2 separate regions of the Homo sapiens genome follow, and region 1 is linked to region 2. The links are chromatin loops, found by intact Hi-C in ENCODE. Cell type or tissue: B cell. All regions are shown on one strand. Links, peaks and the distances in the headings refer to the core of each region. The heading gives the core; the rest is flanking DNA.

Region 1 (8,334 bases), core at 114-8,113, 120 kb after region 2:
GTAGAGATGGGGTTTCACCACGTTAGCCAGGATGATCTCAATCTCCTGAACTCATGATCCACCAGCCTCAGCCTCCCAAAGTGCTAGGATTACAGGCATGAGCCACCGCACGCAGCCAAATTGTGTGATTTTTAAGTTGACACAATGAAGGTCCACTTCTGACTTTCCCCTTTTGCATAGGGTCCATTTGGCCCTGAGCTGTCAATTTCCAAGTGTGAATGCTACCTACTTTGTCCCATCACTTTATGCCTGGAAAAAAGTGCAGGGGCAAGGACAAGGGGAAGCTTTATAACATTCAGTTCATTTCCTTCTTCTGCTTCTTTGTATAAGAAAGGGCCAACTTTTGATCATTTTTTGTTCAGCTGTGACATTCTGCTGCAAAAAGAAGATTGAACACCGAATACCACATTAATATGGTATTCCTAGATGACTTATTTGCAGAAACTGACCTGTTTATCCTAAAATTCATATGGAAATTCAAGGGACCCAGAGTCTAAAACAATTTTGAAAAAGGAGAACAAAGATATAAGATTCATATTTTGTAATTTCAAAACTTACTACAAAGCAACAGTAATCTAGACAGTGTGGTATTTGCATAAGACTAGACATTTAGATCAATAGAATAGAATTGAAAGTTCAGAAACAAAGCCATACACCTTGAGTTAACTGATTTTCACCAAGGGTGCCAAAACAATTTAATAGGGAAAGAATAGTCTTTCAACAAATTATGCTAGGTCAACTGAATATCCATATGCAAAAAAAAGAAGTTGTACCTCTATCTTAGATCATACACAAAAATTAACTCAAAATGGATGAAAGATCTAAATAAATTAGGGGCTAACATTATAAAACGTCTAAAAGAAAACACAGGTGTAAATGTTTGTGCCCTTGGATTAGGTGGCTGGTTTTTCAGATGTGACATAAGAAACTAAAGAAAAAATAGATAAACTGGCCATTACAAAATTAAAATCTTTTGTGCAGCAGAGGACACCATCAAGAATGTTGAAAGTTAATCCACAGAATGGAAGAAAAATGTGCAAATTATATGTCTGGCTTGTGTCTAGAATATATAAACAATGATTACAACTCAATAATAAAAGACAAATAACAGTTAAAAATGAGCAAAGGATCTGAAAAAAGTTTCTCCAAAGAAAATATACAAATGCCTAATAAGCACATGAAAATATGCTCAATATCATTAATTATAAGGGAAATGCAAATCAAAGCACAATGAGATGTCAGGATACACTCACTAAGATGGATATAATTTAAAAAGGCATGTAATAACAAGTGTTAGCAAGAATGTAGAGAAATTAGAACCCTCACACAGTACTGGGGGGAATGTAAAATGGTGTAGTCCCTTTGGAAAATAGTCTGGCAGCTCCTCAAATGTTTAAACATAAAGTTAACATATGATCTAGCAATTACACCACTACAAATGTATGTAAAATAAATAAAAATATATGTCCACACAAAATTTGTCCACAAATGTTCATAGCAGCATTATACATAATGGTCAAAAATTGAAAAAATTCAAATACCAATTAACTGATGAATGGATAAACAAAATGTCATATATCCACACAATGGTATATTATTCAGCAGTAAAAAAGAATGAAGTAATGACACATGTTACAATATGGATGAAGCTTGAAACCATTATGCTTAAGGAAAAAAGGGAGACACAAAAGATCACATATCATATGATTCCATTTATATGAAATATCCAGGACAGGGAAATGTATAGAGAAGAAAAAGTAGATCAGTGGTTGCCTAGGGTTGGTGCTGATTGGGAGGTGGGGGATGACAGGAAATGAGAAGTTAAAGCTGCATGGTTCAATATTTTTTTGCGGGGTGAGGTAAATATTCTATAATTGATTGCCACATTGGTTACACAACTCTTTGAGTATATTTAAAAAACACTGATATTTAGAATACTTTAAATGAATGAATTATGTGATTTGTGAATTATATCATAATTTAGCTGTTTAAAAAATTCTAATTACTAGAACCAGAAATCAAAGTCATGTTTAACAACTCACTATTATGAGGCCTTGATTTTGAAAGCTACCAATTTTAGAATTGAATCTACTCTGAAACTGTTCAGAGTAGATTCTACTTGTTTGATTAATACTTGTTGCATCTCCTTCGGCATGAAATGAAACCTTTAAAATTCAGTTGTAAAATAAAAAAAAATCAGTGAGGTTGTCCAACCTCTGTCTCACAGCACATCATTTAAATTTAGCCATCTGTTGTTGTTCTTCATCAGTCTCTCCTCTTTTTTTGAACAACTTCCTTTGTAATCACAAATTTGAGAGGGGGAAGGTAACCCTTTTCTTCATTCTCATTTATATCCTATCTTTTTCTAAGTTGGTTTCCAGTTTTCCATATTTCTCGAAAATTGATCTACATTTTTCCTCCTCTAAGCTGCTATTGGCTGAATGTGTACACCCAAAACTCCTAGGTGGAATCTGTAATCCCCAATGTGATGGTATTTGGAGGTGGGGCCTTTGGCAGGTAATCAGGTTTAGATGGGGTCATTAGTATGGAGCCCCCATGATGGGATTAATGCCCTTATGGAAAAAAAGAAAAAAAGACATCAGATCTCAGTCTGTCTCTTTGCATATACACACAATGAAAAGGCCTTGTGAAGACATGACTAGGAAGAAGACCCTTACCATAAACCCAACAACAATGCTGGCACCCTGATGTCAGACTTCCAGTTTCCAGACCATGAGAAATGTTTACTGGTTAAGCCTTCATCATTTTCAGATTCCTTTCTGTAAAGACGTCTTAGGTATTTGCTATAGTTGTTTGTTTTACTCCATCTCAACTTTGCTCACTTAAAAATTACGCATTCTTGGTTTGTGGGTTTGACTTTGGAAACTCTTTTTCCTTCTTTATCTTGCTCATCATGACCTTATTCAAAATTACAATATTCTCTTTAAGTTGCTTCCACCTATAAAGTTGTTTGCAGCTCAAGATCACACCTTGATTTATTGGGTGAATCAAGGTTGAAGTGTTTAGGGGAAAGAAAATGACTTTTATCTGACCATCCTCACTGGTTAGTGATTCATTGAAATGTAAGCCTGGGGATTATACAGAAGTCACAGTGCCCTGACTTCCTCTTCATTGAGTTATAAAATGTTATGTTGAAAATGCCTGACTTGAAGAATATAGTTTTGAAAGAACCATTCTGAAGACGATGCTCTGATGAACCAAACATTTTTACTAAGTTTATATATCATAGATAATGCACTGTGTCCTTTTACACACCTTTGGGGAGCTTCGATTTTGAATGATGATTGACTTTAACTTAGTGTCATCTGCATTTATATATAGAATCAAACAGGTGCTTTTTACTTTCCTCCTGGACATGCAGACATCTCTTTGGCTTGTCTGAGTGGTTTTTCACACTGGCTTCCAAAATATGTCAGTTTCATCCCCATTGTAAAACTAAGCTACACCCAGTTTCTCCTGTTTAGATTCACATTGGCAATTTTTGTCCAAATGGCTCAACACTTGGTAAATACTGAAAACTTGGAGAATACTGACAACCCAAGATATTCAGCTTCTTAGAAAGATGATTCTGTAAATATGAAATACCTTGCCCAGAGAACTATGCTAAGCACTGCAGGAGATAAAGATGGAAGCAAGATTTCTGTCCTCCAGGGAAAGCATAATGTAGTAGAAAAAGGACAGGATATGACAACAGGATACCTAAATTCCTGGCTAAAATCTGCCACTGGTAATCTATGTGACCCTGAACATGAAGTAGTAGGTGAAGTCATGTCATGTCATACCATTTCAAATTATTTATATGTCAAAGAGAAGTATAAATGGGACCTATCTCAAAAGGTTAAAATCTACCTAACAAGAATAAAACAAGATAATGGTTGGGGAGCACATGTCTGATAACTAGAATATGGTTTTGAAAATGTAAGGGACTGTTGTTTCTGATCTAGCGAGAGGCTTGACCAGGATCAAATTGCCTTTTACTCAAGGAGGCTTTTGATAAGTCTAGTGACTACAGCTGGAGCTCTCTCTGGCTGGGACTCAGGAAGGCCCAGAACACAGCTCTGCCCACAAGAGTGCTGAACTGGTTCTGACTTTGTGAGCCACTCTTCCGTGGCCCCTAGACCTTTGAGGTGGCATCTCTTACTGGGTGAGGCTCCTGGTAGAATGGGCTGCCAGCCGCCAGGAAGCCAGCAGGAACAATCTGGATGCACAATACGTGGCAAATCAGGGATAGGAGACCTTGGCACCAGGAGTCTGTAAGCTACATGGCTCCCAGGGAAGAGCCATTTGAGGGGCTCCTCTAGGCTTCCAGCAGGGCTAGAGACTCGGTAGCATTAACTCTTTCTTGCATCCAGGACCTAACTGGAGCAGGAGGCTGGTTCTTCTGGGATGGAAAGGACCCCCGGGACAGTTCCTAACTTGGCTAGGCTGAGACTTCGCAGGTAGAGGGAGGGGGATAGCTGGGCGTAGCTGTCACAAAGCCACCGGAAATGCATCTTTCATTTTCTGGTTGATTCCGGTTCAGGTCCACAGAACTCGACCCTGGAAGAGAGAGTCGGGGTCAGGTCTTCGGGAGGTGGAGGGATCGAATGAGGGAACTGATATTCCAAGACTCCCCACATCTTGGAGCTTCACTCGCCAGGCATCCCGCGCTTTCCTGACGTCGCTTCCCCTAGTGGTGCAGCAGCGGAGAGCTTTGCTACCCAGAGCAGCAGGGAGGCGTGGCCACAGAGGCAGAGGCGTAGTCGAGCCGAGGAAGAGGAAAGTGGCCTCCGGGGAAGCCAGAGCTGACTGAAGGTAACCGAGAAGCTGATTTTCTCTTTAGATTCGTTTTAGCGATCCCCTGAGAAATACCGGCCGCTCCTGCCAGTTGCAGCCTTTGGGGCTGCTGCGTAGCAGGGAATGAGGGTGGGGGATGTGATACAGTATTTTTCAGTGGGCAGTGGCGCCACTGACAGGCGGCAGGTCGCCTGGAGAGCTGGTGGGAGTTGTCCACAGCGAGGCCGCCTGGCCGCAGGCTCCTACAGCCACTTCTTACCTATGGAAGCAACTTCTTTCTACCGGATGTACAAATATAACCCAGGGATACTAGTGAAGCACACTCAAAGGTTGCCCACGTTCAGAGTTCTTGTGGGCATCCCTGTGGTTGATCTATAAGTTGTAGTGAATCAGGGATGGGGATTTGGGGCAGTAATGTCTACCACCACACTCAGCGAAACTTCCTGATTTTTGATGGCTTATGAACATAACACCAAAGAAAGGGTCATTTCAACATTAAAGACAATGGCTTCTGCTGACAAAAAAATGTAAGAAGTGTTCCTGTACCTCCTGAGCCTGAATGGTCAGCAAGGAGCCAACCATTTTTTTGAATACCTGTGGCATCCTTGAAAGAATTTTGTTACTGTTTCTGCTGGATCACCTCAGGGAAAATCAGTTTTGAGGACATGTTAAGTCAGGAGAAAGGTTACCATTACTAAGACCCTTCCCATCTATAAAGAACCTTAATCATCACCATCTCTCTTTCTTTTTTGTTTTTAACCACCTGACATTTGTATATATGTAAAGGAAGACCATCTGTAAATTTTTCCAGTTAAAGTAAACAAAAAATTTAATACGCAAGTACAAACCTGTGCAGTGCCCTTTATAAGTCTTTCGAAGAAGTACTACACCCTGCCACATCAAATGTTGATGATCTGCTTGCTTAGCGGGAGGGCATTTGCTTACTTTTTCTCTAATTACTTTACTTCTACTCTGATCTTGCTGTCTCAGTTCTCCTACCAGCATTGATACAGTATAAAAGGGAATATTAAGAGTTCCATTTAGTAAAAGGCTTCAATCTAAATGAGATGAAGGGATATAGAAACTGTTTTTCCTCTGACTAAAGAAAAATGATTGGGATGATCTGTTAAAGTTTCGAGAAACTCAAATAGGCCCTATTTGCCAATATAGGACAGGAAACCCACAGATTAAGTATTGGATAATCTCAAAGCTCCTTTTGGCCAATTGGTGCCAGTTTTCTCACCCACCAATCTTTCCTCAACTGTTAAAAAAAAAAACAGGAAATACATTGATTGACATTTGTCTTCTCTTAGCTGTGCTTTGTTTCAAAGTTGAAAAACAAAGAAAAGGAGAGAAACTTACCTCCTGAGTAATCTAATCATGAATGTTCTAATTCTTGGCAGTTGATTTTAAAGAAGAAGCCAGACAGGAACTTTTCTCTTCATTTTCCTCTAACAATAAATAGCAAGTAAATATGTGTCATGTGATTTTCTTCTTGACATGTACTTTTCTTCTGCTCTCCCTCAGTGCTCTTGGGAAGAACAATTCATTGATTTGGTACCAACCTGATGCACCCTGATTTGTCAAAGGTGGTACCAGGTGGGTGTCAGTGTCACATACAAGAGTAAAACTGTTCCTAGAGCAAATGGCGATGAGAGAGCTGAACGCGGATTCATGCTCAAGCCCCCAGATGGGGGCTATGTGGGAGACTAGTGGGTCTGTGAAAGAGAACTCCAGTCAGAGTAAGAAATACAGCACAAAAATAGAGAATCTTGGTCCTGAGAGCGCTTGCAGGCACTTCTGGAGCTTCCGTTATCATGAAGCAACCGGACCGCTTGAGACTATCAGCCAACTTCAGAAATTGTGCCATCAGTGGCTGAGGCCAGAGATCCACTCAAAAGAGCAGATCTTGGAAATGCTGGTGTTAGAGCAGTTCCTGAGCATTCTGCCCAAGGAGACCCAGAACTGGGTGCAGAAGCATCATCCACAGAATGTCAAACAGGCTCTGGTCCTGGTGGAATTCTTGCAGAGGGAGCCTGATGGAACAAAGAATGAGGTAAGAAGAAAGATTGCCTACATGTACAATGAAGTAGGATAAAAGTGGATATATCAGAATGGAGGAGTTATCAGAGAATTAGACAGATTAAGTCGCTCTTCTGTTGCTCCTTTAGGACAGCTAGCAAGGATCTGAAATGACATACATGCATCAATAGTCCACAGGTTTCAAGATTTCTGGCAGAGCCTTTCCTTGTCTTAGAGAAAATAAATGCATTTTGTCTTCTCTAGGGCCAGGGTGAATTGATGGTGGTGGGCCTAGTCTGGCATGGGCAAGGACAAGAGTTGAGTTCTTAGAAAAAGAGAAATAAAGGGCAAGAAAGAGTTGGGAAAGGGGAGAAGATCCACAAGATGGGCAGCACTTACAGAGACCAAAGGAGAGAGAGGTTAGCAAACAGAAGTATGAATCAAGCGGCTCTGGGGAGACTGCAAAGAAAGAGAACAAAATGGAAAGAAAAAAAGGAAACAAGGATATGGAAAGACGACAATTGCCAACAGAGAAGTGGAGGGAATCAGGATGCTAAGGGGTAGTATCTTCTATAGCAGAAACACACATCTCTGGGCTGGGAGGAAAGAGCCTCCATTGCCCTCACTTAGTGGCTTGTCATTGGCCCTTCTGGTGAGTGGGAAACCAAGGTTTGTCCTTGGAAGATGGCAGCACACTTTCTTTTTTCAGGAGCCTACCTTGAAAAATCCAGGGCAGGCCATATTTTTGGTGTCTTATTACTACCAAATCATGTGAAGAGAGATTAGAGCCCAACTCTTCTCCCCATTTATTCTTCCATCCATCTCCATTCCCTGTGAAATTCTTTCCTGGAGGATTGGAAACTGGCTAACAGGAAAGTTTATTTCACTCAATTCCTTTTCTTTTACAGAAAACCAAAAGATAAAAATTCACTAAAACAAGGATCCAAGTCAAGAAAGTAAACCAGTGAAAGTTCCCCAGCAGGGGAACAGGCTGCCTACCCAACTCTGCTAGTGGCTTGAGCCAGGGCTCTGTGCATCTGGGTGGGGGCCACTGGGTTGGGGGGCGGGGATCTGCAGTAGTCACAGCTTTTTCTATTTTATCCTAATTATCCCAGATTTTGAGTATAGTTCTTTATGAGAACATAGTGGCACAATACCTCTTCATTCTTTTTATTACTTCTCTAATGTCATGCATTCCCCAAATCTGGGCTCTGCTCTTGTTCCTCCCTCCACTACCACCCCAAAACCAAAAGTAAGTTCTGTGCTAATGAGGATGGGGATTATTTCTAGGTCACAGCCCATGAGCTGGGAAAGGAGGCAGTGCTCTTGGGAGGAACAGCAGTGGCCCCAGGCTTCAAGTGGAAGCCAGCAGAGCCCCAACCAATGGGTGTGTTCCAGAAAGAATATTGGAATACATACCGGGTACTACAAGAACAGCTGGGCTGGAACACTCACAAAGAAACCCAGCCTGTATATGAAAGAGGTGAGGAGCTTCATCATAATTGTCTTCTCCTG
Region 2 (8,334 bases), core at 249-8,248:
TCCAGGGTCCCAGGCCAAGCCCCTTGCATGGGGAGGGCTCAGTCACCCCCCACACTCCCATGCATGCACTCAGCAAAGAGCTTTCCTCCAGCCTTCCTGGCTGGCCCAGGAAGAGGCTGGAGCTGGGGATCCAGTCACCCAGAGGGTGACACCAGGGTTTGAAAGGGCCACATCTGTGCATCAGACACAAGGAGGCTCCTCACTCCTCTTCTCCAGCCCTGTGTCACTCTTGTCCCATAGAGGCTGCCCCCAAAGATCTGTTGGGGGGACCAGCAGGCTGACAGACCCCCAGAGGTGGTCCAGGGTGGATAGGGTTGGGGTGGATGAGAGGGGCCAGCAGGGTCAGGGGTTCCCAAGAAACTTGGGACAAGGGGGCATGTCATCAGGCCCTGGATGTGGGAGACTGCAAGGGTCATGAGGCAGCCACTGTCCAGCCGCTTCTGGCATGAGGCAGGCGGACAGCTTCATTCAGGACCTGAGTCCAGTGGGCAGCTGAGGAGGGTACATAGTAGGTGGCTGGGCCACTCTGTCCCTGGAGCTGGCCAGACTGCTGCAGTTTTCAGTCCCAGGAACTGAGAACGTGGCGCCCGGGGTACCAGTGCAAGAGATGCGGAAATGGGGATAGATGGTAAGGGCGAGGGTCCCTTCCCGGCTCCCCTCTGGGCTGCTCCTGAGCATTGTACACCAGTTAGCAGCACACCAGGGGGCCCCCAGGAGCAATCCAAGCCGTGAGGATGAGATTCTCCTGTGTGATCCTGGGGATGGGGGGTCGAGCTTGAGGAGAGAGAATTGGGGTCATGCCATGGGTCTCAGCCCCAGCCCACCCCAGGTTTATCCCTTCACCCTCCTGGTTATGTCGTGTCTCCAGGAGCCACAACACCAAGATCACCCCCACTTGCCCACCAAACTGGGAGGCTTGTGCCACTTCACTGCTGAGGAGCCCTTGGTGAAGCTCCAGGTGGGGTGAGAGGCTAGGATGTGGGGGACAGCTTGGCTCCCCAGGGGTCCTGGGGCTCATCTCTCCTGTCTCCCATCTCAGCTGTCCGTCCTCCTGATCTTCCCTGTGACTTTCCGTACTGCTCCAAGGAAAGCGACATTCCTAGATTCCCTACCCCTGGGCCCCTCTCTCCCTTGGTGCCCCAGGAGCCCTATGCTCCCCTCTCCACTTCCCCCTCCCTCCTCCCACCATGCCAGGTCTTGAAGAAGACTGGGGAGGGGTGTGGGGGCCTGCAGGCCCAGGGGCACACGCAGTTCCTCCTCCTCCTATCTGCATGTCAAGGGCAAATCCACCCCTCCCTGAAGCCTCAGTTTCCTCTGTCATTAGGAGGGGGAAATACACCTCTCTCACAGTGCTGCTAGCAGATTTCAGTTCCCAGGGAACTCAGACCTTCCTTCCCAAGCCAGGACTCGATCACTGGGCACCCCCACCCCTGTGAGCCTTTGTCCATGCTGTGCCTCTACTAGGAAGGCCCTTCTTCTCCTCTTGTTCAGGCCCTTCACGCTGCCTCTGCCCAGGCAAGTTCCAGGGCCAGAGGTGCCCCTGGGCAGGGATGTGACTCTTGGCAAGGCCAGAGAAGGGGCGGGTCACCGCCTACAAATGCCAATGCCTGAAAGAGAAAGAAAGAGATGGGGACCTCAGTTGCCTGGCCACCAGACACGTCCTTGCTTCCCCCGGGAATGGCCTCCTCTGCAAGCCCCTCCTCCATCTGCTCTGCCCACCCCAGGCTGAGAGCTGCTGTGTGCTCAGGCAGGTCTCCTTTTCCCAGATCACTTCAGTACACAGTAGGCTTCTAGAGGCCGTCTGGGGCTGGAGGATGGGACTCTGGCCCTGGGAGGGCCTTGCTAGCTAGGGGCCTTAGGGAGCATGGGCTGACATGGCAGAAGAGCAAGACTAGGGGAGGGGACGGTAGGAATGCGTCTCTCCCACTCTTCCCTGTCTCCAAATGCAGAGCTTGGGGGGTGCCCTCATGTAGGGGTAGGGGAACATAAGGGACAGCAGGAGCAGGCAGAGACCAGTCCTCTGGCCCCAAAGACAGGGCAGGAGGCAGTTTTGCCAAGGGCTGTGCAGGAGCTGCAGAGAGACCCAGGGCTGAGGGCTGAGAACAGATATGGGGCTCAACCTAGAAGAGAACCGTCCTCCCTATGCCCACCGACTGGTGGGGAAGAGAAGGGTGGGGGCATCGTTGCTCCTCTAGGGCCTTCCGGGGCCGCCCCCAGCCCATTACCCTCCATTCCTCAGGGTTCAGGGGACACCCTGGGGGCCTCTGCAGAAAGGGAGGCAGGCACTGGGGCGTGGGCGGGAGGGGGCCGCCCCTCACCCTATCCTGCAATCATGACTGGGGAGGAGGGGAGAGCCTGCGGCTGCCTTTCCTTTCCCCACCTGGGCTCCACAGCTCTTCTGGCTGGTTTGCCCCGGTGCCTTCCATACTTCCCCCTGACCGCCAACACGCCCTGACATCTGAAGGGCAGAGCCACCGCCCCTCTCCCATTCCAACCTGTCGCCTCCTACCTTTCTGCTCCGGGCCTGGAAAGTCAAGTCGCCGCAGCAGAATTCCCTCCTTCTGGTTTCCCCCTCTTTGGCCAATATGAGGCAACAGGTCGGCCGAGCCCAGGTAGTTTCTGGAGCCCGATGGCAGGGGCCCATTCAGTGCGTTTCTGCGCGATCCAGGGCCCCCGGGCTGAGACCGCAGCCGGGGCCAGGGCTGGGCCGTCGTGCCCTGGCGGCGTAGGTCTAGAGTCCAGGGGTCCGAGCCGCCCCGCCTCCGCCCCCCGCCGCGGCCCAGCTTTCCTTCATGCCGGCGACCCGGCCGGGGGCGGGCGGGGACACGGGCGCCCCTTCAGCCGGGCCTTCGCCGCCGCCGCCGCCGGCGCTCACTCGATCCGCACCTGCAGGCGGACGTTAAGCATCACCGAGGCCACGATGTAGAAGTAGGGGAAGTTCATGCGCAGCCGCCAGGCCAGGTCGAAGAAGGTGAGCAGCGTGCGCGTGAGCCCCTTGCAGAAGGCGCCGTACGAGCCTCGGGCCGCAGCTGAGCGCGACAGCCGCACCGCCAGGCCAGACAGGGCCGCCGCAGCCGCCGCTGCAGACAGAGCCGCCGACGCCGCCATGGGCCCGGGCCCCGCGCAGGCCCCGCCGACCGACTGACCCGCTCGAGCGCGAGCCTCAGGGCGGTGGGACCCGAGCACTAGTGCACCCAGCGGGTCGCCCAGAGCCGCGGCCGCCCCGCCCCCGTGTTCCCAAGGCCGAGCGGGGCTCAGGCGGCCGCTGCCTCGGCCCCACCTCCACGATCCCGCACACGCCGCCCCCTCCACACCTCCTCACTGCGGGGGGCCACCCCCCCGAACCCCCACCCCGAACCCCCCCAGGCCAGCATAGGTCCGCCGCTGGCTTAGCCACGCCCCCAACCGGGAGCCGCAGAGAGGCCGTCAGCGCTGCGACCCCGCCTGCTCGACGTGCCCCGCAGGCTCAGCTCCGCCCACTGCCCCGTCCCGCCCACACAGCCCCGCCTCTTTCCGGGCGCCTCCGGAGGCTGGAGTGGATTGAAGGGCGGAGCTGCCAGGGATCGCTTTGAGACCATTTCCCAGGGTGGAGCGGCAGTGGAGGAGGACAATCTGGGCCGCTACGCTGATTCTGTATAGAAAGCACGTGCAGAAGCCTCTGCCTGTTCATATCACCTCCCTTCTCCCACGGTCTCCCCTGAAAACTGGCCAGCCAAGCCATTATATCTTTCTTTAATTCGCATGGTGCAGTAACTGCGCTACAGAGTGCCATCAAGCCCACATGCGTGCATTTTTCCCTTTCTGGTATATTTGCTGGTCACGTATATCTCTTTATTGGCGAATTTCCCCATTGTCCTTCCCTTTCTAAGCACTCTTCTTAATCCATTGTTTGCCATGGTGGTTGCACAAGGTCGTCTTGGGTTTTCATTTGCTCTTGTTTATGGCCTTTTTGTTTGTTTGTTGCCAGTGTGCTTAAAAGCCCTTTCGTGGTTTCATTCAATCTTTATTAAACGTAAACCAGTCAAAACCCAGTAGCGTTTTTTCAGACTGTTTTAATGATGTGGGGAAATGCTCTCACTTCGTTATGGTCATGACTTTTGAAAAACTGTCGGCAAGAAAGAAGTAGGTTCACCCAACCCCATCCCAGTTTTCACAACAAAGGTTGACGTGGGTATTTAAGAACTCTCAAAATACCTGTTCACCGTCACGCCTGATCATCTCTATGGTATCCCACGTAACTGAGGAACGCAGCGGATCCATTTACACTGATTGAGCAATTGTCCTACCTACATGATCAAGAAAAAAAAAATCCAGTTCCAGAATCACTGGATTCTGGTTATTGTGTGGACATCACGATTTTATCAACAACGCAACACATCCATGCATGGGTATACATGCATCAAAAAAAAAAATGCCAGGGCAGGAGGCTGGGCGTGGTTTTTCTTTTCTTTCTTTTTCTCTTTTCTATTCTTTTTTTTCTTTTTTTTTCTTTTCTTTTTTTTTTTTTTTGAGACTAAGTCTCACTCTGTCTTCCACGCTGATGATCTCAGCTCACTGCTGTCTCTGCCTCCCAGGTTCAAGCGATTCTCTTGCCTCAGCCTCCTAAGTAGCTGGGACTACAGGCACGCGACACCACGCCTGGCTAATTTTTGTATTTTTAGTATTTTTAATAGAGATAGGGTTCACCATGTTGGCCAAGCTGATCTGGAACTCCTGATCTCAGGTTATCCGCTTACCTCGGCCTCCCAAATTGCTGGGATTATAGGCGTGCAATCTCGGCATTTTGGGAAGCCAAGATGGGAGGATCACTTAAGGCTGGGCCTGTTTACCAAGGTCCTCGTCTCTACAAAAAAAAATAAAATATATTAGTGGGGTGTGGTAGCATATGCCTGTAGTCCCAGCTACACAGGAGGCTGAAGTGGGAGGATCGCTTGAGCCCAGGAGTTCAATGTTACTGTAAGCTATGATCCTGCCACTGTACGATGGAGTGAGACTGCCTCTACTACAAAAAAGAAAAAGCCAGGGCAGATATATCAAATTGCTCTATATTGTTCTGGTTAAGACAATAGGGAGACTTAAACTTTTTACTTCGCTCTATATGTCTGTATGTCCAAATGTATGTCTGTACATATTCCTTGTATAATACAATGAAAAAAATTAGTAATATTTGAAAAAGAAAGGGCCATAGAAATATAGACTTAAGGCACATAGAAACCCATTGTTCCAGACTGGCTAGAACCCCATTCATTTGCAGACCCTGTTGCTTCCAGCCATTTCTGAAACCTCTCCTTGGCCTCATCTCATTTATTTTTTAACATTTTGTTTGTAAATAATTATAGACTCACAGGAAATTTCAAAAATAGTACCAAAAAAGACCTTGTGCCTTTTATCCAGCTTCCCTCAACAGTAACATTTTTTGTTGATGTAATATAACATCAAAATCAAGAATTGAAATTGATACATTACTGTTTACCAGACTGCAGGCCTGATTTCACTTGGAATATTTTTTTAAACCTGCATTAATGTGTGGGTGTGCACACATATAGTCCTAACAATTTTACACCATCTAAAGATTTGTGTAACCACAACTACAATGAAGATACAAAAGTATTCCATTACCCAAAAAAAACCTCCTTTGGGTTACCTCTTTGCACTCACATTCAGCCACTCTGCACATATTATGTTAGATTTATTTCATCCTCTTTGCAGTGACTGCTAGTGGTATTGTGAGTTTGATTACATGTCAAACATTTGGTTTCCATGTGTTCATTGTTAATATATAGAACTGCAACTAATATTTTAATTACATTATTAATCTTGAGATAATTGTAGATTTACATGCAATTTTAGGAAAAAATACAGAGAGATCCCATGTTCCCTTTAACCAGTTCCACTGGTTAATATCTTTCAAAACTACAGTACAATATCATAATCAGGATGTTGATATTGACACAATCCATCTATCCTATTCAGAATTCCCTCAAGCTGCCCTTTTTTGACCAAATCTGCTTCCATCCTGCTCTCCCTCCTTAATGACTGGCAACCACTAATGTGTTGTCTATTTCTATAATTTTATCATTTCAAGAATGTTAAACAAATGGAATGATACAACATTGTAACCTTTGGGAATTGACATTTTTCACTCAATATCATTCTCTAGAGAATCATCCAAGTTGTTGGGGGTGTGAAGTGTCAATAGTTCTTTATTTCTTTTTGCTGCTGAGTAGTACTCCTTGGTGTAGTTGTACCACAGTTTGTCTAACCATTCACCCAGAGTATTCCCAGTTTTGGCTATTAGAAATAAAGCTGCTATGAATATTAATTTACAGCTTATTGCGTGAAGATAAATGCCCATTTCTCTGGGATAAATGTCTAAGTGTGATTGCTAGGTCATAAGGTGCATGTTAGGTTTTGTAAGACTCTACCAAACTGTTTCCTGAGTGGCTCTAGCATTTTATATTCCCACCAGTAATTTATGAGTGTGTTGATTCTCTGCATCCTTGCCAGCATTTGGTGTTATCACTATTTTTTATTTTAAACATTTTGATAGGCGTATAGTGATATATGATTCGGCAAATACCAATAATGAAGGTGAAAAATCATTTTATGTGCTTATTTTCCATCTGTTTATCCTTTTTGGTAAAATGTTTTTTGCCATTTTCTAGTTGGACTGTTTTCTATGCTTAAATCTCGAGACTTCTTTATATTTTCTAGATACGAGTCCTTTAACAGATATGTGGTCTGCAAATTTTCCTCCCATTCTGTAGTTTGTCTTTTCATTCTGTTATTAAGGGCATTATCTGAGCAAAAGACTTAAATTTTGATGAAGTACCATTTATTGGTCCTTTTTATTTATGGATCATGGTTTTGATGTCATGTGTAAGAACTCTTTACCAAGCCCTAGGTCCTAAAGATTTTCTCCTGCGTTTTCTTTTTGAAGTTTTGTAGTTTTATATTTCACATTTAAATTTGTGCCCCACTTTGAGTTAACTTTGGTATAATATTTGAGGTTTAGGTCCAGGTTCAATTTTCATTTATGGATGTCTAATTGTTAGAGCCCAATTTGTTGGAAAGGGTATCCTTCCTCCACTGAGCTTCTTTTTCATCTTTGTCAAAAATCGGACTTGGGTCTCTTTCTATGTCCTCTATTCTGTTGTATTGGCCTATGTGTCTATTCTTTCTACAGTACCACACTGTCTTTATTACTGTTTGGATATAGTACGTGTTAATATGGGAATATTAGTCCATTCACATACTGCTATAAAGAAATACCTGAGACTGGCTAATTTATAAAGAAAAGAGGTTTAAGTGGCTCACGGTTCTGTAGGCTGTGCAAGAAGCATAGCAGCTTCTGTTTCTGGGGAGGCCTCAGGAAGCTTACAATCATGGCAGAAGGCAAAGGGGGAGCAGGCACATCACATGGGTGGAGCAGGAGAAAGAGAGAGAGCGGGCTGGGGGGTGCCACACACTTTTAAACAAGCAGATCTCGTGAGAACTCACTATGATGACAACAGCACCAAGGGGATGGTGCTAAACCACTCATGAGAAACCACCCCCATGATCCAATCACCTCCCACCAGGCCCCACATCCAAGATTGGGGATTACAATTTTACATGAGTTTTGGGCGAGGACACACATCCAGACCACATCAATGGGGTAGCATGACTTTTCTCTATTTTTTTGAACATTTCTTTAGCTACTCTAGGGCTTGTGCCTGTCCATATACAATTTAGAATAAGCTGATCTATGGGTACAAAAAGGCTTGCTGAAAATTGTGTTCAATTTAAAGACCAATTTTGGGGAAAATTGACATAGTTTCTGTGTGGATTCTTCAAATCCAAGAACACAGTATGTTTCTTCATTTATTTAGATATTCTTAATTTCATCAAAACTGTAGAATATTCAGCATTCAGATCCTATATATGTTTGTTAAATATACTCCTAAGTACTCACTTTCTTTGAAGCAATTATACATGATTTTATGTTTCTAATTTCAGTTTCCACATGCTTGTTCATTGTTAGTATGTAGAAATATGATAATTTTTTTTTTGTTCATCTTGTATCCTGCAACCTAGCTGAACTTTTTTTCTTACTTCTTGTGAGACAGGAATAATGCAGTGTGGTCGCAGAAGAATAGAAAATTCCAGACAACAGTTTCAGATGACTAGCAAAAGGAAACTGCTGAAATAGCAGCAGAAGCTAGGGGCTGATTAGACCCTAAAAAACCAGGGTATGGACCAAGCTGGCTAAGACCAATTGGACCCAACACAGTGCTGGATTTGACCTAGGTGTTACCTAGGACGTCATTATACCGTCATTAACATAGTAAATCA

Evidence for each region. A loop is a pair of places that touch in the nucleus more often than their neighbours do. Peaks named below come from ENCODE experiments on the same cell type or tissue, not always from the same donor. Only the 100,000 strongest peaks of a DNase experiment are listed, where the experiment ranks them.
Region 1: it touches region 2 in a loop (5-fold over the local background); 4 of 110 quality-filtered maps call a loop at or near these places.

What each region holds. Positions count from the first base shown.
Region 1 is chrX:135,292,249-135,300,582 of GRCh38, reverse strand. It overlaps ZNF75D (zinc finger protein 75D), which reads left to right. Exons shown (of 7, transcript NM_007131.5): 2 at 4,544-4,815; 3 at 6,325-6,853; 4 at 8,110-8,302. The coding sequence starts at 6,443. It also overlaps the pseudogene LOC100421043. Among named protein-coding and RNA genes, the nearest start is that of ETDC, 13 kb to the left of the region's middle. In B cell, for the core only: a CTCF peak has its summit at 4,687; a DNase peak (open chromatin) is centred at 4,742; H3K4me3 peaks cover 1,624 bases; H3K27ac peaks cover 927 bases.
Region 2 is chrX:135,416,906-135,425,239 of GRCh38, reverse strand. SMIM10L2A (small integral membrane protein 10 like 2A) reads right to left here and starts at 3,296. Exons shown (of 2, transcript NM_203306.3): 1 at 2,510-3,296; 2 at 1-1,607. The coding sequence starts at 3,108. The coding sequence ends at 2,872. RefSeq lists a silencer at 3,006-3,235. In B cell, for the core only: no CTCF peak of the experiment used is centred there; a DNase peak (open chromatin) is centred at 3,449; H3K4me3 peaks cover 1,381 bases.